7 separate regions of the Homo sapiens genome follow, and all the other regions are linked to region 1. Evidence: chromatin loops called from intact Hi-C (ENCODE). Cell type or tissue: heart left ventricle. All regions are shown on one strand.

The links. Hi-C counts contacts between places; a loop is a spot of excess contacts. Peaks named below come from ENCODE experiments on the same cell type or tissue, not always from the same donor. Only the 100,000 strongest peaks of a DNase experiment are listed, where the experiment ranks them.
Region 2: it touches region 1 in a loop (2.4-fold over the local background); 14 of 110 quality-filtered maps call a loop at or near these places.
Region 3: it touches region 1 in a loop (2.4-fold over the local background); 5 of 110 quality-filtered maps call a loop at or near these places.
Region 4: it touches region 1 in a loop (5-fold over the local background); 22 of 110 quality-filtered maps call a loop at or near these places.
Region 5: it touches region 1 in a loop (2.8-fold over the local background); 7 of 110 quality-filtered maps call a loop at or near these places.
Region 6: a loop joins it to region 1, with 2.5 times the contacts of the local background. A loop is called at or near these places in 6 of 110 quality-filtered maps.
Region 7: it touches region 1 in a loop (7-fold over the local background); 109 of 110 quality-filtered maps call a loop at or near these places.

Annotation. Positions count from the first base shown.
Region 1 is chr16:58,485,479-58,489,478 of GRCh38, forward strand. It overlaps a transcript of NDRG4 not described here. Among named protein-coding and RNA genes, the nearest start is that of NDRG4, 13 kb to the right of the region's middle. RefSeq lists a silencer at 2,093-2,444 and an enhancer at 2,354-2,513. In heart left ventricle, a CTCF peak has its summit at 2,434 (motif pointing left); a DNase peak (open chromatin) is centred at 2,373; H3K4me3 peaks cover 318 bases; H3K27ac peaks cover 2,762 bases.
Region 2 is chr16:58,390,792-58,394,791 of GRCh38, forward strand. It overlaps GINS3 (GINS complex subunit 3), which reads left to right and starts at 1,680. Exons shown (of 3, transcript NM_022770.4): 1 at 1,680-1,996. The coding sequence starts at 1,811. RefSeq lists enhancers at 1,319-1,896, 1,503-1,992, 1,897-2,473. In heart left ventricle, no CTCF peak of the experiment used is centred here; DNase peaks (open chromatin) are centred at 1,630 and 2,070; H3K4me3 peaks cover 1,751 bases; H3K27ac peaks cover 1,091 bases.
Region 3 is chr16:58,196,476-58,200,475 of GRCh38, forward strand. It overlaps CSNK2A2 (casein kinase 2 alpha 2), which reads right to left and starts at 1,631. Exons shown (of 12, transcript NM_001896.4): 1 at 1,158-1,631; 2 at 258-369. The coding sequence starts at 1,261. It also overlaps the pseudogene RN7SL645P. RefSeq lists silencers at 1,065-1,134, 1,535-1,804, 1,855-1,984. In heart left ventricle, a CTCF peak has its summit at 1,669; DNase peaks (open chromatin) are centred at 1,074 and 1,716; H3K4me3 peaks cover 2,220 bases; H3K27ac peaks cover 194 bases.
Region 4 is chr16:58,019,211-58,023,210 of GRCh38, forward strand. It overlaps USB1 (U6 snRNA biogenesis phosphodiesterase 1), which reads left to right. Exons shown (of 7, transcript NM_024598.4): 7 at 931-2,408. The coding sequence ends at 1,035. Among named protein-coding and RNA genes, the nearest start is that of MMP15, 4.5 kb to the right of the region's middle. In heart left ventricle, a CTCF peak has its summit at 1,642 (motif pointing right); DNase peaks (open chromatin) are centred at 1,631, 2,131 and 3,641; H3K27ac peaks cover 481 bases.
Region 5 is chr16:58,407,546-58,411,545 of GRCh38, forward strand. No RefSeq gene overlaps it. Among named protein-coding and RNA genes, the nearest start is that of LINC02137, 12 kb to the right of the region's middle. In heart left ventricle, no CTCF peak of the experiment used is centred here; a DNase peak (open chromatin) is centred at 2,044; H3K27ac peaks cover 2,711 bases.
Region 6 is chr16:58,119,686-58,123,685 of GRCh38, forward strand. All of the region lies in intron 1 of CFAP20 (cilia and flagella associated protein 20), which reads right to left. Among named protein-coding and RNA genes, the nearest start is that of CFAP20, 7.7 kb to the right of the region's middle. In heart left ventricle, CTCF peaks have their summits at 2,409 and 2,609; a DNase peak (open chromatin) is centred at 2,436; H3K27ac peaks cover 467 bases.
Region 7 is chr16:58,343,776-58,347,775 of GRCh38, forward strand. No RefSeq gene overlaps it. Among named protein-coding and RNA genes, the nearest start is that of GINS3, 47 kb to the right of the region's middle. In heart left ventricle, a CTCF peak has its summit at 1,968; no DNase peak of the experiment used is centred here; H3K27ac peaks cover 1,325 bases.

The DNA.
Region 1 (4,000 bases):
GGGATACCCCAGGGCTACTAAGGGGTTTAATTGAGATGGGTGTTCAGGAAGGCAGGTGGCTAAAATGTCCTGATGCGGAAGAGTTTTCCAAGGAGGGGACCCCTCTTTCAGCTCTCCCAGCCCCCACACCCTGGATGGATGGGTGAGTGTGCACACATCTGAAAGGATGGAAATGGGAGCGGGAGAGCCTTGAGGATGCCTTTCTAAAAATACAGCCCATCTGCATTGTGTTAGCTGGTTTCCTCGGAAACCACTGGGAGCCGGGACTCCAGCATGGCACGTGCACAGGGACCCAGGCCTGCTTTTTCATTTATTGTAACAGGAATTTTCCCATTATATTAAATAATATTTTATTATTGACACACAGTTTATCTTGTACCCTATTGATGGACATTTTCTTCCAATTTTTTTCTGTGTTATAAATGGCACTGTGGTAAGAATTCTTATAGATAAATTATTTGTTGCCATCTCTGGTTTCCTTAGGCAATTTCTCCACGGGAGAGGATTGCTGAGTCTGAGAGTATGAACCTTTTAAATAGTTTTAATTCATTTGTAAAACTGCCCTCCAGAAAGATATGTCCATTTATATACTTACAAGCCATATAAGAAGGTGCCTGTTTCAGTGCACCTTCGCTAGCGGTGTAAACTTTGCCAATGCCATTGGCAAAAAAAGAAAGAGCTATCCATTCATTCATTCATTTGAGACACGGTCTTGCTCTGTCACTCAGGCTGGAGTGCAGTGGTGCAATCATAGCTCCCTGTAGCCTTGAACTCCTGGTCTCAAGTGATCCTCCCACCTCAGCCTCCTGAGTAGCTGGGACCACAGGCTCTCACCACCACACCCAGCTACTTTATTTTTTTCGTAGAGATGGGGCCTTGCTATGTTGTCCAGGTTGGTCCTGAACCTCTGGGCTCAAGCACTCCTCCGGCCTCAGCCTCTCAAAATGCTGGGATTATAGGCATGAGCCACTGTGCCTGGCCAAAAAAAAAAAAAGTATCTTAATTTAAATTTCTTTGACTTCTAGTGAGCTTGAATATTTTTCCATGTATGTACTGGCCAATTTAAATTCTTTTATGAATTTCTAGATTATGTCCTTGGCTAGTTTTTCTCTTGGTGCATTCTGACCTCTGCCATCCTGAAGTTGAGGGATGGTGGTGCCATTCCTAGAGGAATTGTGGGGTCCTGGGACCCTCTGTCTTCCTTCCCTCACCACTGGCTCCTACACACACACACACACACACACACACACACACACACACACACACACACACGCCTGCATGTATGACCCATTCTTCCTCTGAGGTTCAGAAACCCCTGGGGTTTCCCAGCAATTAGGGCCCGGGCCCACCCTCTGGCAGCTGAGCAGCCCCTGTGTATCACCCCTCCCTGTTGGTGGCCTGAACTGAGACCTGCACCCCCTCTTTCAACATCACTCGGCCTGCCACACCACCAGGGCCTCTACTCCCACCCACCCCTCCCTGGCCCATCTTCACAGAGGCTTGTCCTGGGAGCCCTCTGGGGAGCTCTCAGCTCTGTTCCTCTCCAGTCTCTCTATCCTCCAGAACCCCACTGTCCCCTTCAGACACCAGAGGCCCTCGGCAGGGGACTTCTGTCTGCGTCTGACCCTGTGTTTGGCCTCCCTGCACGTGCCCTTCTGTTTCTCAATAAAGGCAGAATGTTGCATGTAATTGTTTTAGGAATCATGACGTTGCTTTTCTGTTTTATTTGGAAACGTTTTAATTTTTAAGAGCAAATAATAGGCTGGGCATGGTGGCTCACACCTGAAATCTCAACACTTTGGGAGACCAAGACGGGTGGATCACTTGAGGTCAGGAGTTTGAGACCAGGCTGACCACCATGGTGAAACCCCGTCTTTACTAAAAAACACAAAAATTAGCAAGGTGGTGGTGTGCACCTGTAATCCCAGCTACTTGGGAGGCTGAGGAAGGAGAATCACTTGAACTCAGGAGGCGAAGGTTGCAGCGAGCCAAGATTACGCCACTGCACTCCAGCCTGGGTGACAGAGTGAGACTCCGTGTAAAAAAAAAAAAAAGAAAAACGGAAAAACAAATACTATAATGGTATCCCCCAAGCCAGACAGGCGGGTCTTGCAGACGGAGGCCTGGGGGCCCTAAGTGCCTGAGTGGGCTGCGCTTGGGGGCCAGGGGGACAGTGCATCTGGTTTCCGCGCTCCCGCCCCAGCCCCGACTTGCGCTGTCCTTCTCCGCCCGGGCGTCCCCGCCGCAGCAGGCCTCAACCTCGCCCTCCCTCCCTAGGCCTCCTGCTCCACGACGTGACCATGGCCGGGCTGCAGGAGCTGCGATTCCCTGAGGAGAAGCCGCTGCTCCGGGGCCAGGACGCCACCGAGCTGGTGAGTTGGAGTCGCGCCTTTGAGGTCTTAGGGCCGAGCGCGCCACCTCGTGGCCAAGAGGGAGACCGCGTGCCTTTCCTGCAGCCGACCCTCCCTAGGGCCAGCCACACCGAGAAGCCCTGTCCCTGCCTGTGGGGGGAGTTCCGGCAGGCCTGAGTGCCACCCAGACCCAGCCAGCCTCACGGTGGCTTCAGCCGTCTTTGAGGCTAAAGGCGCCACAGGAGAGTTATCCCGGCTTTAATGACGAGAAAACCGAGGCACAGAGAGGTGAACCCAGTTGGCCAAGGTCACACAGCTAGTGGGGAATGAGGCCATATCAACCCCTGTTTCTGGACAGCCCAGGAGCCCCAAGTGCTGGCTCCAGCAGGGCATGCTGCTCCTCCGTCTGTGCGCTCTTTTCCTTATCTGCCTCCCAAGCCTCTGCGGCACCTGGGCAAGTCTAACCAACAGTGCCACCCGGGGCAGTGGGACAGAGGCATCACAGGTTATGATTTTGTCCCAAAGACCCCTCCGTCAAGGGACAAGGCATTAGAGGCCAGAGTGACTTTCATGCCACCCTTTTTTGTTGTGACAACACCCTGTCCACCTTCCCTTTCCCTCCCTCCCAGTGCCGTCATACTGGTGACTGTGACACAAACCACTTTCAAAAAGTGTGGGTTCCCTGCTTGTTGGATTCTGAGGCATCAGGGCTGGGGTCCCTGCAAGTTATGCTGCCCGGACCCCCTTCTTTTACAGATGGGGAGGCCAGGAGCCCAGCCCCTCAAATCTGCAGGGCACTGTAGTCTGCCCTGCCCTGCCTCCCCAGCCTCCCATCACCAGGAGGGGAGCCCAGGAGCTACTGAGCAGCCAGGATTGGAACTGTGCAGCCAGCCAGGGATCCAGGGATCCAACCACATGAGGTTGCAGTCCTGCCCCCAGGAAGAGTACAGTGTTATCTTCCAGACAGAACCTTGAGTTAACTGATAAGGCCTGGCTTATCCGAGGGCAGCCACGGATAAGCTGCCCTGGTGGGGTGGTGACTGCACATTTTTCAAGCCCTTTATTCTAAGTTTACTTGCTCCCTGGTCTGAGCCTCCATCAGCTGCTACCCCAGGATGCTTGCAGAAGCCTCCTTGCTGGTCTTTTTGCTTCTGCCTTCGCTCTGTACCCTTTTAAAATAAGCCATGAGCTGGGCATGGTGGCTCACACCTATAATCCCAGCACTTTGGGAGGCCGAGGTGGGCAGATCACCTGAGGTCAGCAGTTTGAGACCAGCCTGGCCAACATGGTGAAACCCTGTCTCTACTAAAAATACAAAAATTAGCCCGGGCGTGGTAGTGGGCGCCTGTAATCCCAGCTACTCAGGAGGCAGAATCGCTTGAACCCGGGAGGTTCAACCCCAAGACTGCACCGCCGCACTCCAGCCTGGGCAACAGAGCAAGACTGTCTCAAAACATAAATAAATAAAAAATAAGCCATGTCACTTCTCTGCTTAACGAGCCATCTCAGTCAGACATGGGACCCAGGATGCAATCTGCACCAGCTCCCCCGCCTGTTCCCAGCTTACTTCTCTCTAGCCTCCTTGAACATGCCCATCATATTCCTAGTACATCTGCTTGGGATACACTAGCCCAGAAATTTGCAGGGCT
Region 2 (4,000 bases), 95 kb before region 1:
TCCAATTGGTTGCCAAATACTGCCCACTGAACAGCTTCCAAGCATCTAATCTCTCTCTTCTTTATCTACTGCTGGAATTCTCTTCCTGAAGCCCAGATTTATGTTATTATTTGCCTTACATTTTCCTCCCATTTTCTATGGAATGGCCTAACTCCTTAGAATGGTACCAAGATTTTCCACAGTTTGGCCATTCCTTTCCACCCCACTGCACCTTGTTTTCATTGTCCTCAGAATTTCATTTATAAAGGTGACTGGGTGATGACAATCAATGAGTTAGTGGCCAATGCCTTTGAAAATTTTATTATAGTTCTCAAGAGAAGGGGCTGTGCCTACGGCCACACGAGAAAGTATTAGGGTCAATGAGGAGGTAGAGAGAGCGAGGAGAAAGCCCAGAGCCTTTATTGCCGTGGGAAGGAATGGGCGAAGCAGGGAAGGGAAGTCTGAACAAGCTTAGGATTGAATAATTTGAATAATGTTGGCAAGCTCTGGGATATAGAGGTGAATTTTAGTTGTCTGGTACTTGGCCATGGGGTGGTTTATTACAGTGACTTGGGGCAGGGAAAATATTGGTGTGTGAGATGGATAAAGATGGTGTGGGGATATAGGCTTGGGTTGGTTGGTTTGTAAATGAAAGGGGTGTTCACAAGCAAGTTGTTTGCTATCTCTAGGAATTAGCTAACTCTGAAAGGGGCAATTCCTCCCCAGGTCCCCAAGGCCCCAAGATGTCAAAGCATCATAAAATACAGAAAACAGAAACTAAAATCCATGGTTAATACACACCTCCCTTCACACACACCCTTTACTCCCGGCTCCAGTAGCCCCAGAAATGCTCTAGACGAAGTAAGTTCTGTAGTGCATCTCTCAACAATATGCCGCCACCCATAGCCCTGGCTGAGGAGAGCCACCAAACCTGGTACTATGCGACCATGGTCCTTCCCCTGGTCACTGGATAGTGATCGCACCCAACACAGGCACCCCCATCTACAGGGTGGCTGGAGATCTATGACCATTGTGGCGTACCTGGACCAATCAATAAACTGGACCAATTGGATTTCCATTTTTAGGGATTTAAATTCAGAGCCACAAAAGGAGATTGTCAGTTGATGATGAGCTAAGACACCCTGAAGTATACTCACAACCTTAGCAAGCCATGTGCAGTCTAGTGCTCCACCCCTCTACCCACCCCGTCCAACCCCCACCAAAATACTAACAAAATACAACACACTAGTTCATCATCTAGACCATAATAACTCGCTGGGGATAGTGCTGGAAGTTTTTGTTTGTTTAACATTTCTTTCAAATACTAAGATTAACGGAGTTGCATAGTGAAAAAAACTGTAGGAAAGGGTCGGACTTAGGCCTGGAGTGAAGGGCACAAGATGCTTTTATTTTAAACCCCTAAAAGTGTTGCAAAGTGTTTTTAATTTCATATAAATAGTTAAGGATCACATGAACACAATCCAGTACAAATGGGTCCAGGAGCTTCAACGAGCGTTCCAGCTTCTTCGTAACGTTCCCACACCGTGCAGCAAGCGGAGGGAAGAGAACTTCCGGCGCCCCCACCTACCGCTCCCCAGCCGTGTCCCGCTGCTCTAAATCTGCAGACTTGATCGATTGCTTCTGCCTGGGCGGTACCGCCCGAATTGACTGCTCCTGTCTGATGCGTCCCCGGGCGCGGGAAACGAGTTTCAATCCACTTTCCTGACCCCAACCATCCTGCCCAGTCTCCGCTTCCCCGTCTTGTACACCCCTAACTCCTGAGGCTCCTCCGAATCACGCGAGTGGAAGCGGAGAAGCTCAAGTGGCCGCCATGTCAGAGGCTTATTTCCGAGTGGAGTCGGGTGCGCTGGGGCCTGAGGAGAACTTTCTTTCTTTGGACGACATCCTGATGTCCCACGAGAAGCTGCCGGTGCGCACGGAGACCGCCATGCCTCGCCTTGGCGCTTTCTTCCTGGAGCGGAGCGCAGGCGCCGAGACTGACAACGCGGTCCCACAGGTGAGCCTTTGGGTGCGGGGTCCTGCCCGGAAAGACTGCAGCTCCCGGCGGGCCCCTCGGCCCTGGGACGCCGCATCGGGGCGCGCTGCCCTTTGGGATTTGTAGTTTTCGAGGAGCCAGGGCCGAAGGCGCTAACGACTTCTCGGAAACTCCGCGGGGGTCCCTTCGCGCTCGGGGTGGTCTCCAGACTTCTTGTTCGCCATCTGTGGTGAAACTACATTTATCCTAGGTCGCCAGGCAGCCTCCAACATTGATTTCTTTTTTGAAACTGTCCAAATTAGTGTCTTCCCCCTACCCCATGCAACGTGTGTTGAATGCTTAAAGATTGGCTCCAGCTGAATACTTAAGAATTAGAGTTCTGATCATGTTTGCCTTAAAACAGCTTTGGGTTCTGTAAGAGCATGTGATAAGTAGGAACCCCAAGTTGCTAAATTCATTCCTCCATAATGATGACAGGATCAGTAAGCCCTACTGAGGCTTACTTAGTGGCAGCATGGTTGGGTGTGGGGAGTAAGCTTTTCCCTTTAATCCTTCAGCAACCAGAAAGGCTGGGTCACTTGGCCAGGGCTTCAGTTAGTGGTGAGCTGGGATTCGGAACCCAAGGCCATATGGCTTCAAATATAAAATTGTCCCAGGAACATGGCTTGTAATGATTAATTTGGATATCCTGTTTCACCTAAGTTTTGTATAGAACGATGTTTATTGTTTGGTCTGTTTGTTTCAAGTTAATTTTTATCAAAGTAATACATAACCAACGTTTTAAAAGTCAAATAGGCCGGATGCGGTGGCTCACGCCTGTAATCCCAGCACTTTGGGAGGCTGAGGCGGGCGGATCACGAGGTCAAGAGATCCAGACCATCCTGGCCAACATGGTGAAACCCCATCTCTACTAGAAAGCTGGGTGTGGTGGCCGGCGCCTGTAATCTCAGCTACTCTGGAGGCTGAGGCAGGAGAATTTCTTGAACCCAGGAGGCAGAGGTTGCAGTGAGCCGAGACTGTGCCACTGCACTCCAGCCTGGCGACAGAGTGAGACTCCATCTCAAAAAAAAAAAAAAAAAAAGTCAAATAGTACCAAAAGATTTATAAGAAAAAAAATAGCAGGTCCTGCCTTCCTTTTCCCACTTCCCCCTCCAAGTCCACAGGGCTCATGTACCTTTTTTAGTGGTGTCTTCAAGATTCATCTTCATATTTCTAAATAATATTCTTAAACTTACCTTGTTGGGTTGTTTTTTTTAATGTAGACATTATCTGTTGACTTCATCCTAGCAGATGAGGATTTCGTTCCCATACACACTGGTAAACATGGCGCTATGCTGCCCATACTTAATTCATATTTCCTTAGTTTTTAGTTAATGCCCTTTTTCTATTCTAGGATTCCACCTAGGATACCACACTGCATTTAGTAGACATGTTTCCTTAGCCTTCTCTTGGTTGTGACAATTAATCAGACCTCCTTGTTCTAATGACCTCGACGGTTTTGTGGAGTGGTGGTCAGGTATTTTGTAAAATGTTCCTCAGTTGGAAATCTTTGGTTTGGGGGTAGTTTTGTTTTTGGTTTTGTTTTTTTGTTTGTTTTTTTGACACGGAGTTACCCTGTCATCTAGGCCAGAGTGCAGTGGCATAATCTCAGCTCACTGCAGCCTCCTCCACCTCCTGGGTTCAAGCAATTCTGCCTCAGCCTCCCAAGTAGCTGAGATTACAGGCGCCCACCACCACACCCAGCCAATTTTTGTATTTTTAGTAGAGATGAGGTTTCACCAGGTTGGCCAGGCTGGTCTGGAACTCCTGACTTCAAGTGATCCACCCAACTCAGCCTCCCAAAGTACTGGGATTACAGGCGTAAGCCACCTCGCCCAGCCTTCTTTGTTTTTGTTTTTTATTCTTTTTTTCTCAGCATTAGACTTGATTATCAGCTTTAGGGAGGAAGACCACAGAGGTAAAGTGCCATTTTCATCACATATTAAGGGTGCCTACTATCAACAGGACTTTGTACTGTTCATTTGA
Region 3 (4,000 bases), 290 kb before region 1:
GCTGGGCGTGGTGGCATGCACCTGTAGTCCCAGCTACTTGGGAGGCTGAGATGGATCACTGGAGCCCAGGAGTTGAAGGCTGCAGTGAACTATGATCTGCACTCCAGCCTGGGTGACAGAGTGAGACTCTGACTCTAAACAAATAAATTAAATTAAATTCAAGCTTGCATTGCCCATTATAGAATGTGACTGGGGTACCTTACAAACTTTTGCCCTGTGGGGAGGAAAATGTTACATACCACTCATAGGACACTCACCTTCAGGATTTTTACAACCACTCTCTCATTGTTGGTGATATTAATGGCCTCAAATACTTCACTATATTTTCCCCGACCAAGTTTTCGAACCAGTTGGTAATCATCTTGATTACTGTAAAAGGAAGACACACACATAAATGCCAGGACTGGGGGTTAACCAAGCCTATGCCCACTGTACACGTCATTCAGCCGCTTCCACCAGGCAAACACTTGGAAGTGTCTATACATCACGTCACAACTCATTCCCTAAATGAAAGCCACGACATAATCTTGGCTCCCTTCACTCTGCAGAGCTCCTAACCTAATTGGTCTCTCCTAACTTGGGAAGATGGGGCAGGAAGGCAACGCTCTGAGCCAATCCAGAGGGGCGAGCAAAGCACCCGTCCTGAAGGCCTAGAGGGTGCCCCCTGTGCCCCGCGGCTCCCCAGCACCTGCTTCTCGTTTCACATCTTCAAGGTAGACAATGCCTGTTTTAAAAATCTGGACGTCTTTAAGAAATTTCCTCCCACCACCTCATCTCAGAAAACCTAAAAGGCAGGGCATTTTAATAGCTCCAAAGGACAGCTGTTGACTTCCCACCCCAGTGGAAACCCAGAAGTGTGAGGAAGGGCAGCTCCCTCACTTCCACCCGGCGTCGATCCCTGGACCCCACACTTCTCCCCGAGTAAAAAAGCATTCCTTGGGGGAAAGGGGTGCGCAAAGCGGGGAGAAAGGGACGAAACGGGGGTAAAGGGGAGGGAAGAGGAAGACGAGGACATGTGCGAGAGCGGGACCTCTGCCTCCCTGCGGGCCCGCGGAGGGGTCGGCGGGAGACACCACCGGGCCCGAGTGCGGTTCGCAGGGGGTGGCCGGGCGGGGGCAGGGATCAGCGGGCCCGGCGGGGGGCGGCGACGGCTTTACCCCCAGCTCGGGACGTGAGCCTCGTAGTCCCAGTACTCGCGGCTCCTCAGACTGTTCACCTCGGCGTAGACCCGGGCCCTGCTGCCCGCGGCCGGGCCGGGCATGGCGGGCGGGACCGGGGGGCGGCGCGGGGCGCAGAGGGTGGCGGCGGCGGCGCGGCGGGGGACGCGGGGCGTCGGGCGGAGGAGGCAGCGGGCCGCCGGGCGCTGGAGGAGGAGGAGGAGGAGCGCGGCGGCGGGCGGCCGCGCCAGGCCGGGCCCGCGGGGGCGGGCGGGCTGGGGGCGCGGGGGGCGCCGGCCGAGCCGGCCCGGCCCTGGAGCGGCCGGCGGGGCGGCGGGGCGGGCGGCGCTCGCGCTCCGCGGCGGTCTCCGCTCGGCTCGCGGCCCCCAGGAGGCGGCGGCGGCGGCACCGGCAGCGGCAGCCACCGGCCGGGAAAGGGGCAGCGGCGGCGGCAGCGGAGAAGAAGGAGGAGAGGAGGAGGAGGCGGAGGAAACCCGGAAAAGGGGCCGCGCTCACTGGGAGCGGCCGCCGCCCGGCCTGGGGCCGCCCAGGCTCACAGCGCCCCCTGGAGCGCGGGGGGACCCGCCGGGCGGTGCCGGCCCCGCCCCGGCCCCGCCCCGGCACGCCCCGCCGCCTACCTCGCGCCCTCCGCCACCCTCGCCCTCCCGCCGCCACAGGTCGGACTGTCCAAATCGCCTCACCCTCGGGCTGGCTTGACTTCACGCCACAGGAGCCCCCCCTTCCACTGGCCGTTGCCCTAGAGCCCTCGCCCGCGACTCCCGACCCTTTCACTGTCCTTGGAGACCCTATCCCCAGCCCTGCACTCACCCAGCTTTTACCCACCCAACACATCCCATACTGACCCTATTCTGACCCTCCTGTCACCCAAACTGTCAAGTCCCTCCCCAGGGCCTCACTCAAACCTCAGAACCTCCCCCACCTCAATACTTCTCCCTTCCCCCGAGACATACCCCTCCTTCCCCCTCTGGACCCTGCCCTGTTAGGGTAGACTCCTCAGTCCCCAAGGCTTCCTACCCCCGTCATTCAGAGTGCTCCTCACAAAACCTTTCTACACTTCCCCCAAATGCCCTTCCAGAGCCTTCCCTGAATATCCACTTTGGTCACTTGGTTAAGCTGGCATTGACCAGGTTGTGCCACTGCAAAGTTACAATTTTTCCCTTTGTGATTAATAAGTCATTTGTGGGGAGAGACTTTGAGAGTGTAAATCTCCTGTTTGTGTTTAGGAGGAGGGAGAGCAGGAGAATTGCAAATCCGACCTGAAGGGACAGGCTGGGTTGGGGATGTGCCCAGAGTAGGTGGTCAACTGAGCTGGCCTGGCTTCCAGTGCTGCCTGCAGCCTTGAACACCCTTCTCCTTTGATCTTCTAGGCCTTTCTTCTGTCTTCCTTTCCCATCCCTCATCCTTTATCGACAGCACCTCTGCACCCAGTACAGGTTGCTTTCATTCCAGTCCCTTTTCACATTCTGTTTTCTGGATGAAACCCTGGGCCTTCCTGCTTGACACAGCTAAGAGCACAGTCTGTGGAGTCAGATCTATCCAGCACTGCTACTTAGAAGCTGTGTGACCTTAGGGCAATTACTCAACCTCTCTGTGTCACAGATTCTACAGCATAAAACCAGTAATAACGCTCACTTCACAGGGCTGCAAGGAGAATTAAACAAGGTAAACCATGTGAAACACTTAGGATGGTGTTCACTATTAGGATAGCATGTGTTCAATATGATTATTTCCAGGCCTAGGGCCTTTCTCTGCTCATTCCTCCCTCCCTGAGACCACCGTGCATCCGTCTTTTGGTTCCTTCTATCCTCCAAGCTTAACTAGGAGCCACCCCCAACCCCTCCACCCCACCTTCCCAAGGGTGTCTCCTTTTTCCTATTCAAATTTCACCTTTTTCTTTATTAGTAGTATTTTTTTAGAAATAGGGTGTCTCTATATTGCCCAGGCTGGAGTGCAGTGGCTATTCACAGGCATGATCCCACTACTGATCCGAACAGGAGTTTTGACCTGCTGTTTGCCACCTGGCAACCTGGTGGTCCTCCAGCCCCAGGAGGTCATCATAGTTGATGCCAAACTTAGTGTGGACACCTGATTGGCATTGCACACTACAGCCCAGAACTCCTGGGCTCAAACGATCTTCCCACCCCAGCCTCCTGAGGAGTTGGGACTACAGGCATGCCTCCAGCTCAAGTCTCAGCTTAAAGATCACTTTCTCTAGAGTTGATACTTCTCTATCTCAGCACCCTATCCACGTCCTTCATCAAACTGCATATCTTGTCATTATTTGTTTCCTGGGTTATTGTCTGTCCCCTCCTTTGTAAAAACAGCACAAGAGCAAGGACAGAGTGTGGGCGCTCACCACTGACTCTCCCAGCATTTGCCACAGTCAGAGACCTTCAGTAAATACAGTGCTACCCCACAGATGACTTAGGAATTACCAAGGGGAAACGAGGTCACCACCTTACCCATGGTCCAAACTTCTCATCAGTAGGGAACCAACTGATCCTCTGATGTGATGCACTGAGAAGGGACACCTCCCCCATGTGGTCCTCCTGCCAAAACATTTAACCTGAATCTAATGATAAGGACACCATCAGACAAATCCAAGCTGGGCGACATTCTGCCAAACAGCTAGCCTGAGTTCTTCAAAAAGTCAATGTCACTAGGAGAAAGAAAACCAAACGAAACCCTAGATTCGTATTCTTGTTACTGAAGACTTAGAGACATAATTAGATGAAGTGTATGATTCTGAATTAGAGTCTGGATTTTTTTTTAAAGTAGAAAGGAAAGGAGGGAAAGAGAAAGAATACAGCTCATATTGGGCT
Region 4 (4,000 bases), 470 kb before region 1:
GGCCCCTGGACCAGCAGCTTCAGTGTCACCTGAAGCTTATTAACAACACAGATCTTTGCCCCCACCCCCACCAAGACCTAAGAAATCAGAATTACATTTTAACAAGATCTCTGGGGATTTGTGTGCACATTACAGTTCTAGGGAGCACTGCCCTAGAACACTGATCTGCGAGGAGGCTGCAGGCTTTCCCTGAAGTCCTAGCCACTTGCCCAGAGGTCAGAGGCTTGGGCCTGGCACTGAAAATGGGTGAAATGTACCAGGGGTAAGGAACATCCAGCCCCCAGAGTCTATCAGATTTTGATAAGTAGCTGAAAGATTCCACTTTCCCATCTGCGCCCTTGGAGGAGAACCAGCAAGTTACATGAAGTGGTAAGCGGCGGCTGATACTCCAGCCCTGGTTGGGGAGACAGTAGGGAGTGTGGCCATGCGGGAAGATTGGCCTAGAGTTGCCAGCACTTCTGTTTCATAAGAGAAGCCAGAAACCTAGATTTTTACATGTAATCTGTCAGTTTTCAAATGTCAGCAACTAATTTGGATGTTTAAAAAACATTTTGCAACCAAACCAAACGTGCAGGCTGGATGCAGCTGTGGTCCCTCGTTAAGGAGCCACCTTGCGCTTGGCCTGATGTTGCTGGAGGTGGCAAAGAGCTCTAGTTTGGGCTCCGGCAGACCTGGGTCCCAGGCCTGGTTTTATTGGTTTCTGTGATCCAGGGCTCTGAGCATCTGTGTCCTCATCTGTAAAGTTGAGATGATAGGACCAACCTCAGAGATTACAGAAGTGATCAGACAAGATCACCAATGCAGAGCCTGGAGCCTGCAGCCTCAGCCTCGCCCAGCCTCTGAAGTTGGGTGAGCTGGTTTTGTTTGCAGTGCCCTGTGGGTCCCAGATGCCCCTTAATGTGACTGTCCTCCCCTGGCTGCTGTTTTAAGGCAATCGTGGATGGGTTTGAAGATGCTGAGGTGCTGCTGCGCGTGCACACTGAGCAAGTCCGCTGCAAGTCTGGGAACAAGTTCTTCTCGATGCCTTTGAAGTGAGCACCAGAGGCCTTCCTCCTCCAGGGCCCTCTGCAGACCAGGCTGAGATGGAGGAACCTGCTAAAATCGATGGAGATGCTTCTAGCCTCCCAGTAGGAGGCCCCAGCCATGCCTTCAACCTGGCAGGAGGTGTAGCCACTCCTCATCCTCCCTGAGTGCTGATATTCTCTCTCTCTCTTTCTCTTCCTCTTCTTTCTCTCTCTTCTCCTCTCTTTCTCTCCTCTGTCTCTCTTCCTCTCCTCTCTTCCTCTCTTCTCTCTTCCTCTCCTCTCTCTCTTCCTCTTCTCTCTCTTCCCCTCCTGTCTCTCCTCCCCTCCTCTCTTCCTCTCCTCTCTCTTCCTCTCCTCTCTCTACCCCTCCTGTCTCTCCTCCCCTCCTCTCTCTTCCTCTCCTCTCTCTCTTCCTCTCCTCTCTCTTCCCTTCCTGTCTCTCTTCCCCTCCTCTCTCTCTTCCTGTCCTCTATCTCTTCCCCTCCTCTATCTCTTCCTCTCCTCTCTCTCTTCCTCTCCTCTCTCTCTCTTGCTTTCTTCTCTCTCTCCTGTCTCGGCTGTTGTGGGTTGCAGGTTGGGTGCTGCTGTTGTGGTCCTTCCCAGAAACTGCCAGTAGAGGGCAGCCTGGGCATCCTAATGCTTACTCTGGTTGTTACACAAAGAAAATATTGGGGTCACTGGCGAGCCCACCCACACTCACCAGAATCTCCACTGTAGTCCCCCTAACAAACAGCCCTTCACTTCCTCTCCCACTTCAGCAATTTGTATTTTGATGCCATTGGCCTCAGATCAGAGTGTTTTAAATCATCACGCCCTGGCTTATCCCTGGTCGAGCCAGGACACGGGGTGCTTCAGTGGGTCTGTCACCCTCTCTCCTTGAAGCATGTTGCTTTTATTTATTTACTTTTACTCTCACCCTGCTCCTGTACCAGCAGGGGCCACTTCAAAGCCAAGGTACAGGGTGATAACTTGTGGTCCAGCATCAGTTTTCTCCACTTCTTTCTCCCACTCACCCCCAGCAAGGTGCCTGGGGAGACTTGAGCAGATGTTTCATTTTGGCCTGGCCAGTGGCTGAAAGCCAGGCCTCCAATGCACTGTGACCTCTGGCTTCCCCAGCAGCTTTCCCAGAGAGGCAGAGGGGCCTTCCACAGCCCGGGTTCTCCTGCTGCCTCCTGCCTGCTGCAGCTGCAGGCATTCTGAGGGGCAACGTGGAGGAAGGGCCAGGGATGCATGGGATTTTAATTGTTTCATCACACCTTCCCCGTGGCAAAGAAACAGTCAGTCCTCTTCAGGTGTCTTCTGGATTTCTGGTGATGGACAGAGAAATCTTTTTACAGTTTCAAATTATGTTCAACAAATAAAAATTGCATTTTTTATTTTGGATCTTTTTTGGACTACTTGTATTTAACCCAGTGAAAAGATGACTGTCACCTTCCCCTACCCTGTCCAGCTGTGTCTCACAGTTTGGGAGGATTCTTGGAAGTCTCTGCTGTGACTTCCAAGATGGCCTCGAGAGGCATTAATGATGCTTCAGTAAAATAAGGGTAGGGAGGGGTCACCCAGCCTGCCAGGTGTACACACAGAGTTCTCACATAGGACATCTAGCCTGGAGCTAGGTGGCAGGGGTCACCACCCTCATCCCTCACCCACATAGGCAGACATTGAAGCCTTATACTGCTGTGACACTGAGCACTTCCCAGAACCTTCTCGTGTCTTCCTCCCAGTATCCCCTGAAAGGTAAACAGGGTGGGAATGTCTAGTCCTCTGTTACAAGAACAGGTTAAGTGACTTGCTTGCATGAGAAATAGGGCCGTACTCAGCCCTAACCTCAGGTCCTGTGCTGGGGTGGCCCTGATCCAGCCCTGCACACCACCTCGTGGTCAGGCCTGGCATCTGGGTGGGGACATAGGGCTTCAGGGAAAGGTGTGGGGAGAGGGGCCTGTTGCCCAGGCTCCCATGGTGGCCCCTGCAACCCCACCTTTCCTGAAAGGGGCAGCCTCCCAGCCACTGCACTGAAAGACACAGGCACATTCTGTGCCTTGTTCCTGCTCCCCACCGCATTGATCTGCTGACTCCGACTCATCATTAGTCTGGTTCTTCTGGAGAGGAGGAGGATGCCGGGCATACTTTCTGGCTTGCAAGCAACATGGCAACTCCGGCTGTGCAGCCTGCACTTAACTGACACCTGCCCTGTGCCAGGCCCTGAACTGGGCACTTGGTGAACCAGACTAGGTCTACCCTCTGGGTGCTCACAGCAGGGCTGAGCAGGCAGGGAGCACAGAGAAGAATCCCCATCCTCAACATGGTACTTCCCCAGACTTGGGTACTGGCTCCTATTGGGAGGGGGGCAGGTGTGAGGTAGGGCCTCCATCAACAAGCCCAGGAAGAGGGACTGGGCCATTCCCCTGGGGGAGGATGTGGCTGGGGAGTCTGTCTGTGCTGAGGATGGAATTTGAGTGCAGCAACTTTGAGAAATGGGCCAAGATCAATAACTGGCTCCTCAATGGAGAATGGAAGGTGGCAATGGAGGAAGGAAGCAGGAGTCTCGCTGAGGGGGAGGGGTGGGCAGGCTGGGCCTGAGGAGGAGGCTGGCGGCAGGAGCTTGGCGGGCACCCAGACACTGAGTGTGCCTCTGGAGCAGAGTAAGCCCGTTGAGCGAGCGCTCCCGCTGACAGTGCAGAAGCAGCCGGGGCTCTTCCATAACAGGAGATTCTCCATAAGAGGAGAAACATGGGAGACAATTCTGGAGACAGAGGGAAGACCAGAGAAGGCTGCGGTCCCCCCCAGGGAGGCTGGCCCAAAGAAATGCTCTTGATGAGGATTTTATCGCACCAGGGAGAGTACAAAATCAACACATCTGGCCTCGGTGTCCTCAGATGTTCCCCGCAGGGCAGGGAAATCATCTCACGCCTGTTTGGCTGATTTCCACCTGGCACTCTCCAGCGCCTCTCCAGACCACCCCAGCTTTGTTTCCA
Region 5 (4,000 bases), 78 kb before region 1:
GGGAGGCTGAGGCAGGAAATCACTTGAACCCAGGGGACAGAGGTTGCAGTGAGCTGAGATCACACCTCTGCACTCCAGCCTTGGTGACAGAGCAAGACTCTGTCTCAAAAAAAAAAAAAAAAAGTCATCTTTACCCTGCTAATCTGATGTTGAATTTCTTTATTGCTTGCATGGCAGAAATAATTTGTTTCTTATTTTAAATAAAAAGTCCACCTTCTCCCTAAGAATTCTGAGCATCTTACAGAGCTTCTCACTAACCTCTCAGCACCTCTGAACCCGAGGTTTCTGGAATACTGTGCCTGAACTAGTGAAACCGGCATGCAGAAGCACTGAGTGACTCAAGTTCAAACAGCAGTCAGTTCCACTCTGTGTCTGTCTGTTCTGTCCCCCTCCCATCCTTCAAGAAACCCCAAGAGAGCTTTTTTTTTTTTTTTTTGAGATGGAGTCGCTCTGTGGCCCAGGCTGGAGTGCAGTGGCGCGATCTCGGCTCACTGCAAGCTCCGCCTCACAGGTTCACGCCATTCTCCTGCCTCAGCCTCCCGAGTAGCTGGGACTACAGGCGCCCGCCACCCCACCCTGCTAATTTTTTGTATTTTTAGTGGAGACGGGGTTTCACCGTGTTAGCCAGGATGGTCCCGATCTCCTGACCTCGTGATCCACCCGCCTCGGCCTCCCAAAGTGCTGGGATTACAGGCGTGAGCCACCGCGCCCGGCCCCAAGAGAGCTTTTGTTCTTTATGCTCGAAACAATTGTGTCTACGTGAAAATGTAATATTTTAAACTGAGCTTGGCAAAAGAAAATAACTGCAGAGGCCATATATATATTTCTCAAACAGATATTTTTGTGTTCAGGAGAAAAATCTATAAAATGTAAGGTAGATGCTTAACTGTAAGAATTTTTTTTTTTTTTTTTTTTTTTTTTTTTTTTTTGAGACAGAGCTTGCTCTGTCACCAAGGCTGGAGTGCAGGGGCGCGATCCCAGCTCACTGCAACTTCTGCCTCCGGGTTCAAGCAGTTCTCCTGCTTCAGCCTCCTGAGTAGCTGGGATTACAGGTGTGTGCCACCACGTCCAGCTAATTTTTGTATTTTTAATAGAGACAAGGTTTCACCATGTTAGCCAGGATGGTCTCGATCTCCTGACCTCGTAATCCACCCGCCTCGGCCTCCCAAAGTGCTGGGATTACAGGCATGAGCCACCACACCAGGCCAACTGTAAGAACTAGTCTAAGAAATATAATTTAAACATTCCTTATCTAGTGAAGGCAGATTTTTAGGTCATTTTATTTTATTTTTGAGACAAGGTCTCACTTTGCCACCCAAGCTGGAGTGCAGTGGCCCAATCACAGCTCACTGCAGCCTTGACCTCCCAGGCTTAAACAATCCTCCCACCTCAGCCCCCCAAGTAACTGGGATTACAGGCATGTGCCACCATGCCTGGCTAATTTTTGTATTTTTTGTAGAGACGAGGTCTCAGTATGTAGTCCAGTCTGGTCTCAAACTCCTGAGCTCAATCAGTCCACCTGCCTTGTCGTCCCAGAGTGCTCGGATTACAGGCATGAGCCACTGTGCCTGGCCGATAAATTTTTAATATTGAGTACACATAGAAACAGTTGTTTGAAAGATAATTAAGTAAATGTTCTAAACCTAAGGAAAGGTATCTGAAAGCTGGAATTCTGTTGCTAAATCTGTGTGTGTGTGTGTGTGTGTGTGTGTGTGTGTGTGTGTGTGTGTGTTTTGCTAACTCTTGATATTATCCTTTTGAATGAGGAGGAGAAAATTTCTCATCCTTAATAGTAACAAATAAAATGTACAGTGAATCAAGGACAAGTCTGGAAAAATGTAGAGTCACTCTTTTCCTGAGAGCAAATGACTAATATAGGTGACAGGCCCAGCCTGCTTTTGTTTGAGCTCATTTTGTTTTTCTAGGCTTCTGCTTTTCTGCCTAGTTAATCAAAGGAGACACAGTGCAGCCAGACACAACTTGCTTGCCAAGCAACCTTACTTTAGTATAGCAGCATTCTCCTCCTGGGCTACGCTGTCCCGTTGCCAGCCTTGTGGTCTAGGGAAAGCTGCAAATGAGGACACACCCAGAAACAGAGGTCTCCTTTCTGTATCTGCTTTTTCAAGATCAAGTCAAATCAACAAAGTAAGCATGATTTCATTAAACTTTTTTTTTTTCTCGAGGCAGTGTCTCGCTCTGTCACCCAGGCTGGAGTTCAGTGGTGCAATCTCAGCTCACTTTGACCTCTAACTCCCAGGCTCAAGCGATTCTCCCACCTCAGCCTCTGGAGTAGCTGGAATTACAGGCATGCAGCACCACACTGGCTAATTTTTTTTTTTATTTTTTGTAGAGACAGGGTCTCGCTATGTTGCCCAGGTGGGTCTCAAACTCCTGAACTCAAGTGATCCATCCATCTTGGCCTCCCAAAGTGCTGGAATTACAGATATGAGCCACTGCACCCAGCCAAACTTTTTATTTTAGAAATAATTTTAGATTTATAGGGCAGTTGTAAAGGTAAGACAGAGAGTTCCCATATATCCTTCACCCAACTTTCCCTAACGTCCTACATAATCATGGTACATTTATCACCACTAAGAAGTTAACATTGCTACAACACTTTTAACTAAACCATGGGCTTTATGCAGATTTCAACAGATTTTCCATAAATGTCCTTTTCCTGTTTCAGAATCCAATCCAAAGTCCCACATTGCACTTAGAGGGCAATTATTTTTTAAAGCAAAACTGCATCAGACTCTTTGCTACGTTAATTCAGTAGCTCAGCTTATTGGAAAGGTGTCACTGCATTAAGGCAGGCGCACTGGGGCCAGTTGGAGCTTGCATAGGATGAAACTACTGGTAAGCTCATCAAGAAGAGAAAGAATATTTGCTTTTCTTTCTTTTTAATTTAATTTAATTTTTTATTTTTATTTATTTATTTGTTTGAGATGGAGTCTTGCTCTGTTGCCTAGGCTGGAGTGTAATGGCACAATCTCAGCTCACTGTAACCTCTGCCTCCCGGGTTCAAGCGATTCTCCTGCCTCAGACTCCTGAGTAGCTGGGATTACAGCTGTCTGCCACCATGCCTGGCTAATTTTAACATTATTAGTAGAGATGGGGTTTTGCCATCTTGGCCAGGCTGGTCTTGAACTCCTGACATCAGGTGATCCACCCGCTTCGGCCTCCCAAAATGCTGGGATTACAGGTATGAGGCACTGTGCCTGGTCGAATATTTGCCTTTCATTGAAATTTTTACTTTTCCCCTAGTACTTGCGACTGACGGGAAAAGGCCTCTGATTTTACTTAGAACTTTTAGCATTCTTTCTCTTTGACAGCAATAACTTGATTTTCTTCTCCTTTCTCTTCTGGCACTCTCTAGCTAATTTTCTCTGTGTCTAAATGAGTTTAAAACAAGCATGGCTTTCTACACCAACATGATTAAGTGTCAGCATAGCTCTGAAAATAGTGCCTGGGAACTGCCAGTGTTTCAGAATTCATAATGGTGCACATGGAATCAGCTCATCCTGCAAACATCTCCCACCCGTGGCTCAGGACAAAGAAAAAATCAGGCCGAGCGAGGTGGCTCCTGCCTATAATCCCAGCACTTTGGGAGGCTGCAGCAGGAGGCTAGCTTGAGCCTGGGTGTTTGAGACCAGCCTGGCCAACATGGTAAGACCTCGCCCCTGCAAAAAATAAAACATTAGCTGAGCGTGGTGGCTCATGCCTGTGGTCCCAGCTACTCAGGAGGCTAAGATGGGAGGACTGCTTGAGCCCAGGGAAATTGAGGCTACAGTGAGCAGTGAGAGCGCCACTGAACTCCAGCCTGAGTGAAGGGAGTAAGACCCTGTCTCAAAAAAACAAAAAGAAAAAGAAAAGAAAGAAAAGGAAAGAAGAAAGAAAAAAGAAAGAAGAAAGAAAAAGAGAAAGAAAAAGAAAGAAGGAAGGAAGAGAGAAAGAAAGAAAAAAGAAAAAGAGAAGAAAGAAAGAAAGAAAAGGAAGGAGG
Region 6 (4,000 bases), 370 kb before region 1:
TCTGGGCCCCTTTCCAAGGAGATTAAGAGCACAAAGGCCTGGGTCTGTGCAGAATACGCCACTACTGCCCGCCTCACTCGCCATCTACTGTTCCCAACCTAAGTGCCCACCTCACTCGCCATCTACTGTTCCCAACCTAAGTGCCCACCTCACTCGCCATCTCATGTTCCCAACCTAAGTGCCCACCTCACTCGCCATCTACTGTTCCCAACCTAAGTGCCCACCTCACTCGCCATCTCATGTTCCCAACCTAAGTGCCCACCTCACTCGCCATCTACTGTTCCCAACCTAAGTGCCCACCTCACTCGCCATCTCATGTTCCCAACCTAAGTGCCCACCTCACTCGCCATCTCATGTTCCCAACCTAAGTGGCGATATTCCTCCTGTATTTTCTGTGGAAAACCAAGCAGATTCAGTGAAGAAGGAATTAATGAAGAAATCATTTCCAACTAATGCGAGCAGCCCTACTGATAAGAGCTGGCAGTATTCCAACAAGATGCAAACACTACTTTTATAACACACCACTAATTATTCTCAATAACATAACCATTCTTTAAAACGGGACAAACTGCAAAGAGCAAATAGACAGTTAAATTGACAGGATTAAGAAGTAACTTGGGCCTGAAAACTGCTATTGCTAAAAAGCAACATGTTGCTATTGATCCACCCTTATTTAAAGCATGCCCTCAAATTTCACATCACTCAAGCTCTCTCTGGCCAGTGTCAACAAGAGGCCTCCCTCAGTTCCAGAAAGACCAGCCAGATCTCACAGGGAGAAAATGTTAGGGAATCTGCCTTCTGCCCATCTCAAAGTTTACGACTTCCCTGGAACTCCAGCAGATATGACCTATTCAGGTCTTCACAGAAGAAAACAAAGCCGTACAATGCACACAGAAGCCAATGCAGGCTGGAAGCTGGATAGACTGTAGTATTCCTGCACTTCTGCCCAGAGGCAAGCTAACTTTTAGTTGGATTTTCAATAAATTACTAAAGAGATTTCTTTTTCTCCCAGTGTTACTAGATAACAAACACACTCACAAATTTAAGTTTTACAAAATGAATGAATGTATTCCACAAAACAAGGGAACTTGGAGGGGTCAAGGCAACTTTGTTGAAGGAATGCCCATCAGTCTCTCTAGATTTTGAACCTGGCTGGTGGTAAGACAAACTAAACAGAGCTTTTCCCCAAGAGACTGTTTAACCCCCGATGAAGAAAAACACAAGTATCCCCATGTGAAAAGTCTCCAGAGGTTTGAAATCAAATTAAGTGGATTTGTTAGTGAATTGTGATTTTTCTCCTTTATTAAGTTTAAAGGGCTGCAAATACAAACTCACTGGAAAAGAGTAGCGTGGAGGTGGTAAGGGCGATCAATCAGATATGTGCATTAGAGGGTAATTTCCCAAAGCCTCTTCTCTAGGCTCTAAAACTAGGATCAAAGGGGAGAGGCGACAGGCAATTTGGGGCAAAGGCTCCCCACCACCCTGGCCATGTGGCTGTCATTGCCTAATATTATAAAGGTCTTCCAGGAAAGCAACCGTCTCCTAAAACCAGCTTCTGAAAACAGCATACAGGAAGATACATGTCTCAGAAAGTATCAACGTCCTTTCCTTAGCTCCTTCCAGTTCAGAGGTCACTGGGCAGGCGTGGCTTTGGGATGAAGATAAAATGAACTGCTCAGCATTTATTGCTCATGGCGGAAGCAGGTTTTAACATGTTCTGTCCTTCTCTAGATCACAAAGAGCCGACTGTTTTTGATTTGTTAATTCTTTTTCATTCATGACACATTCCCACTATCAAAGTGTGGCCTATGAGTGCTTTATTCCTCAAAAAAAATAAAATAAAAATAAAAATCTAAAGCCAATATTGTTTTATTTCATTAATTTCCCCTCCCCTGCCCATGAGCTGGAGATACTCAAAGAGCTTCAGAATCCAGTTACTGGCAATTACAGATCATAATGGTTCTCTGCCTCTGCAGACAACAGAGGTGACCAAAGCTTCAGGCCAGTCTTACAATCACTCTCCCAGGCTTTCCATGGTTGCTAGGGCAACTAATAAAGAACACCGATTTCTCTCCCTCCCCGCAATGTAAGCCTCAGGGAGGTGGGTCAAGCTGAGGGAAAAAAAAAATACTACTACTGGGATAGGGAGGGAGCTGGTGGATGCTGTATATTTCTATGACTGCTTTAAAAATAACATGAGTTGTATCCATTCCCTCCCCCAACTTTCATTTTTCTGGCCCCACCCACTCAGCCTGGCAGGCAGCTGAACCCTCAGCCATCTGGCATCCTAGCTTTAATGACACATGCTCTAATTTACATTAAACCATTAGAGCTGTCCATTTCAGCAGGAAAGTTCCTGCACTGGGTTAAGGGCTGGGTTCCCAGACAGAAATTAGGCAGAGGGAGACCCCTGTGGGGAGAACTGAGCATAGCTCCGACTCAGACTCCCAGGCTCCAAGGGTCAAAGGCTTCACTCCCTTCGCTGTACTTGACAGGGGCTATCCAGACAGCAGACAAGCAACTCTGGGCATACACCAACAACCCCTAAGTCAGCGTAAGGACAATTATGTGCACAGCTAAGAAAAGGCAAGTGTAATTAAAACCCATGTCTTCGGACGGGCGCGGTGGCTCACGCCTGTAATCCCAGCACTTTTGGAGGCTGAGGTGGGAGGATCACCTGAGATCAGGAGTTTGAGACCAGCCTGGGCAACATGTGAAACCCCATCTCTACTAAAAATACAAAAAAATTAGCTGGGTGTGGTAGCGCATGCCTGTAATCCCAGCTACTCAGGAGGCTGAGGCAGGAGAATTGCTTGAATCCAGAAAGAGGAGGTTGCAGTAAGCTGAGATTGTGCCATTGCACTCCAGCCTGGGTGACAGAGCGAGACTCTGTTTCAAAAAAAAAGAAAAACAAAACCAAAAAACCATGTCTTCGTTCAATTACAGTAAAACCTGACTCAGAATAATGAAGAACATTCTCCAAGTCAGAAAAAAAGTTTTACCACCTTTATGTCCAAATACACTCAATTCTACTACTGAAAACAGCACCAATTTAATTTTTATCAACAAGGCATGCTAACTAAAAACTAGAATGTAGGAAATTTTTTCTGAAGAGAGACTTTATTTTTAAAATTAGAACAGGACATGGGAATCTAACACTATCCAGCAACAGCAGAAGACTCTGGTCTAATATTTAGTCTTGGAGTAGGGGAGAAACAGCAGCAGCTGAGAGAAAGACAGGGTGACAGGAAAGACAGACAAAGGCGTTTTCATGAATTAATGCAATCTCATCTCATGTACTTTTAGGATACTATCTTGTTTTTTTTGAGACAAAGTTTTGCTTTTGTTGCCCAGGCTGGAGTGCAATGGCACCATCTCGGCTCACCGCAACCTCCACCTCCCGGGTTCAAGTGATTCTCCTGCCTCAGCCTCCCGAGTAGCTGGGATTACAGGCATGTGCCACCATGCCCGGCTAACTTTTGTATTTTTAGTAGAGACGGGATTTCTTCATGTTGGTCAGGCTGGTCTTGAACTCCTGACCTCAGCTCGCCTTGGCCTCCCAAAGTGCTAGGATTACAGGCGTGAGCCACTGCGCCCAGCCAGGATTACTACCATTAAGACCGAAAATTGGCTGGGCGCAGTGGCTCACGCCTGTAATCCCAACACTTTGGGAGGCCAAGGCAGGCGGATCACGAGGTCAGGAGATCGAGACCATCCTGGCTAACACGGTGAAAACCTATCTTTACTAAAAATGCAAAAAATTAGCTGGGCGTGGTGGCGGGCGCCTGTAGTCCCAGCTACTCCGGAGGCTGAGGCAGGAGAATGGCGTGAACCCAGGTGGTGGAGCCTGCAGTGAGCCGAGATCGTGCCACTGCACTCCAGCCTGGGGGACAGAGCAAGACTCTGTCTCAAAAAAAAAAAAAAAAAAAAAAAAAAAAAAAAAAGACTGAAAATTACAGCATGTTTTACACAAGTATAAGTGGGAACAGAACCTCCTGGT
Region 7 (4,000 bases), 140 kb before region 1:
TCATTTCACACTCCCACCAGCAGCCCACAAAGCTTCCAATTTCTCCACATCCTCATCAACACTTATATTCTGTGTTGGGTTTTTGCTTGTTTGTCTGTTTACTTTTCTTTCTATAATAGACCTCCTAATGGGTATGAGGTGGTATCTCATTGTGGTTTTGATTTGCATTCCCCTAATGGTTAATGACACCAAGCATCTTTTCATGTGCTAAACGGGTATGTGTCTATGTCTTCTTTAGAGAAATATTGATTCAAGTCCTTTGTCCATTTTTAAATCTGGTTACTTGGTTTTTTTGTGGTTGAGTTACAGTGGTTTTTAAAAAATGTTCTGGATATTAGCATCTTTTAAGATATATGATTTGCAGACATTTTCTCCCATTTCATTAATTTCCTTTTCACTCAGTTGATAGCATCCTTTGATGCACAAAAGTTTTAAATTTTTATTTTAGCCCAATTTACCTGTTTCTTCTTTGTTGCCTGTGCTGTTGGTATCACACCCAAGAAGACCCTGACAGTCTGACAGTGTGATGCGGTCCCTTAAAATGAGCTGTCACCCTAAAATATTAGAAATTCTAATAAGAGAGCCTGGGCCAGCCAGTTATATAGGTTTTTCCAGAAAGTACAAGTTGTTCCAGAAAATGTGAAAGTGTGTGTCCCAACTCTCCTGGTCAATAGATTTGGCTTACAGGATCCGTGTAACATGTTTTCGTTACTGAGTGCAACTCTGTCCTTCTCAGAATATCTTGTCAGAGCAGAAGGGGGCAGATGAGGTCCTACAGACACAATTAATAACACAAAAATGTTGGGCAAGGTCATCTTGGAAAAGGTTGTTACTCTTGGAATTTTAATAGGCCCAACTGTATTATAAATTGTATCTGAAAGACACAACAACTATGTAGAGTACAATTTACTCTTCAAAATACAATGGAGGATTGAGTGAACATGCAACTGTAACCACAGGACAGGAAGGGAGGCCTGAAATATGCTCTGATGGCAACTCTGTGCTTATCTTGGTATCAGAATGATCACATGCTTTAGGCCGGGCAGGCGCGGTGGCTCACGCCTGTAATCCCAGCACTTTGGGAAGCCAAGGTGGGCTGATCACTTGAGGTCAGGATTTCAATACCAGCCTGGCCAACGTGGTGAAACCCCGTCTCTACTCAAAATACAAAAGTTAGCCAGGTGTGGTGGCGTGCACCTGTAGTCCCAGCTACTTAGGAGACTGAGGCACGAGAATCGCTTGAACCCGGGCACGAGAATCCCTTGAACCGGGAGGTGGAGGTTGCAGTGAGCCGGGATCACGCCACTGCACTCCAGCCTGGGTGACAGAGTGAGACTCCATCTAAAAAAAAAAACCAAAAAACAAACAAACAAACAAAGAATGCTTATAAGCTTCAAGTTCGATATCCAGAACATTCTGCTTAACCCCTAGGGTATTTATTTTTGTCACCTGTTTCTGGTATTCATAAGGTATCTTTGTCTACTGTATATGATTTAAAGAAGTTTCTCTTATATTTTCCCCAAATTTGAAAGCAGCAACTTTCCGTTCTGTGGACCTGTGTGAAAATGTCAAGTTCACACGAATATGAGACTTAAAATACAGATACATTCTCAAGTCATCAAAAATATGTAAAGGGTCAAAACTACATTTTTAAATTATATTCTGATTTGGAGTTTTCAAACCTTCAAAAATCACAAGTCATTTTTTTAAAAAGTCCTGAGCCTTTACACTAAAATGTAATTTGACCTTTTTCAAACATGAATTTTACTATATATAGAACAGAGATTCATAAAGAAATTTATGTGCGTTATACCTAGTGATTCATATTAATGGCGAGTTTTGAGAAAAGAGTAGTAACATTAATAATATTTCGGAGTCAGGTTAGAGATCAAGATTACAATAATTTTTTTCCTTTTTTTGATGTTGCAGCCTGTCCAAATCAAAACAAATATATTTTCCACCTATAGATGGCAATATTTGTACAATGAGTTTATCTTAATTAAAGGAAGATTATTAGAAATAATCTTGATGTAAAGATCTTCAAAGCTTTTTATAATGGAAAACTTCCAGCATACCCAAAGGTAGACAGAGTAGTATAATGAACCACCATGCTCCCACGATCCACGTTAACAGTTACCATGGCCAGTCTTGTTTCATTAACCTACATCCCCTTCCCCTCCATCTGGATTAATTTGAAGCAAATCCCAGACTACTGCAAAATTAAAATAGAAAAATAAAGTTATGATACCACCTGCAAAACACCTTCAAGGAATTCTGTTGGTACCCATAGAATCCTAAAAATAAATAAATGGCCAAATAAGAAACAAACAAAAGCAACCCTGCTGCAATGAAGATAAAAAACACTGAATGCCGGCTGGGCGCAATGAAGATAAGAAACACTGAATGCCGGCTGGACATGGTGGCTCAGGCCTGTAATCCTAGCACTTTGGGAGGCCGAGACGGGCGGATCACGAGGTCAGGAGATGGAAACCATCCTGGCTAACCCAGTGAACCCCGTCTCTACTAAAAATACAAAAAAAATTAGCCAGGCGCAGTGGCTGGCACCTGTAGTCCCAGCTGCTCGGGAGGCTGAGGCAGGAGAATGGCGTGAACCCAGGAGGCGGAGCTTGCAGTGAGCCGAGATCGCGCCACTGCACTCCAGCCTGGGCGACAGAGCGAGACTCCGTCTCAAACAAACAAACGAACAAACAAAACACCGAATGCCATAACATTTTATGATAAAACTTTATGTCTATCACACACTGTAAGAAGGTTTGTATAAGTACAATGTATACAGGTAAAATAAAAAGGTAATACTTTAACTTTTTAAAAGCAATTACTAGGCCTGTCGCGGTGGGCAAGCCTGTAAACCCAACACTGGAAAGTTGAGGTGGGAGGATCACTTGAGGTCAGGAGTTCAAGATCAGCCTGGCCAACTTGGCAAAACCCCGTCTCTACTAAAAATACAAAAATAAAAGCAATTACTAACTTACAGAAATAACAAAACACCAAATGACAGAATATGTGACATGCACATCCTTCTTTGGGGTTTTAAAAGAAATGACAAGGTCCAATTATAAATTTAAAAATTAATAATAAAAATTTTTAAGTGAGAAGACCAAGTTAGAAGCCCCTGCAGAGTGAGTGATTAGATATAGAAAGGAAATCCAAGGAAGCAAGGAGAATGGAAAATTACTGACTTGTTAGAACAAAGCAGTGACAGCTGCTGGCTCTAAAATTAGGAACGGAGACAAGGAATTTTCAGAGCACCACCAAACAAATCACAAAGGCACAATTCACCCAGCACCTTTCAGAAAGATTTTTAACTCCTAAAAGAATACAAGGCAAGCGACCGCCAGGTTGATCATTCAGGGGCTGTGTGCTTCCCTAAACCTTGCTGCTTACTGAGTCCAGGGTCGTTTCTCTACAGAGGGCTGCCCTTGAATGACAGCTCGGATGAAAACCAAGGGCAGACAGGATGCACCTCTTTAAAGTCTTTTATGTTTTCTATGCTTTTCTGAGATTTTGCTGATTTCACAGACAGTCTAGAAGTCTAGCACACACTACTTACATTTTCATCATACTCTTTGAGCTTTTCCAATCCTAACTCTGGGAATAAATTGATTACCCATAGACCTTTAGTTGCCCAGGTACCACACCTTCAGGCACCTGGGTGGCAGATTCTTTAACGCATCTGAAGAAGAAACTTAGCCAATTATACTTTTAAAAATCCCTATGTGATAATCTGTAAACACAGCAGTCGTGCCCTCAGGATGAACAAAGGGCAACTTCAACAGCCCAAGATCTGGCTTCTGTTTGGGCCTCTGTCCTGGAGTGACTGAGGACCTCAGACAGGACACTCAGGCCTTTAGTGTCCTCTCCTAAGAGGGGGTAGCCGTACTTGCCCTAAGTCACAGGGAGACCAAGGAAACAAAACATCATAAAAACACTCTGAGGCTGGGCATGGTAGCTCATGCTGTAATCCAAGCACTTTGGGAGA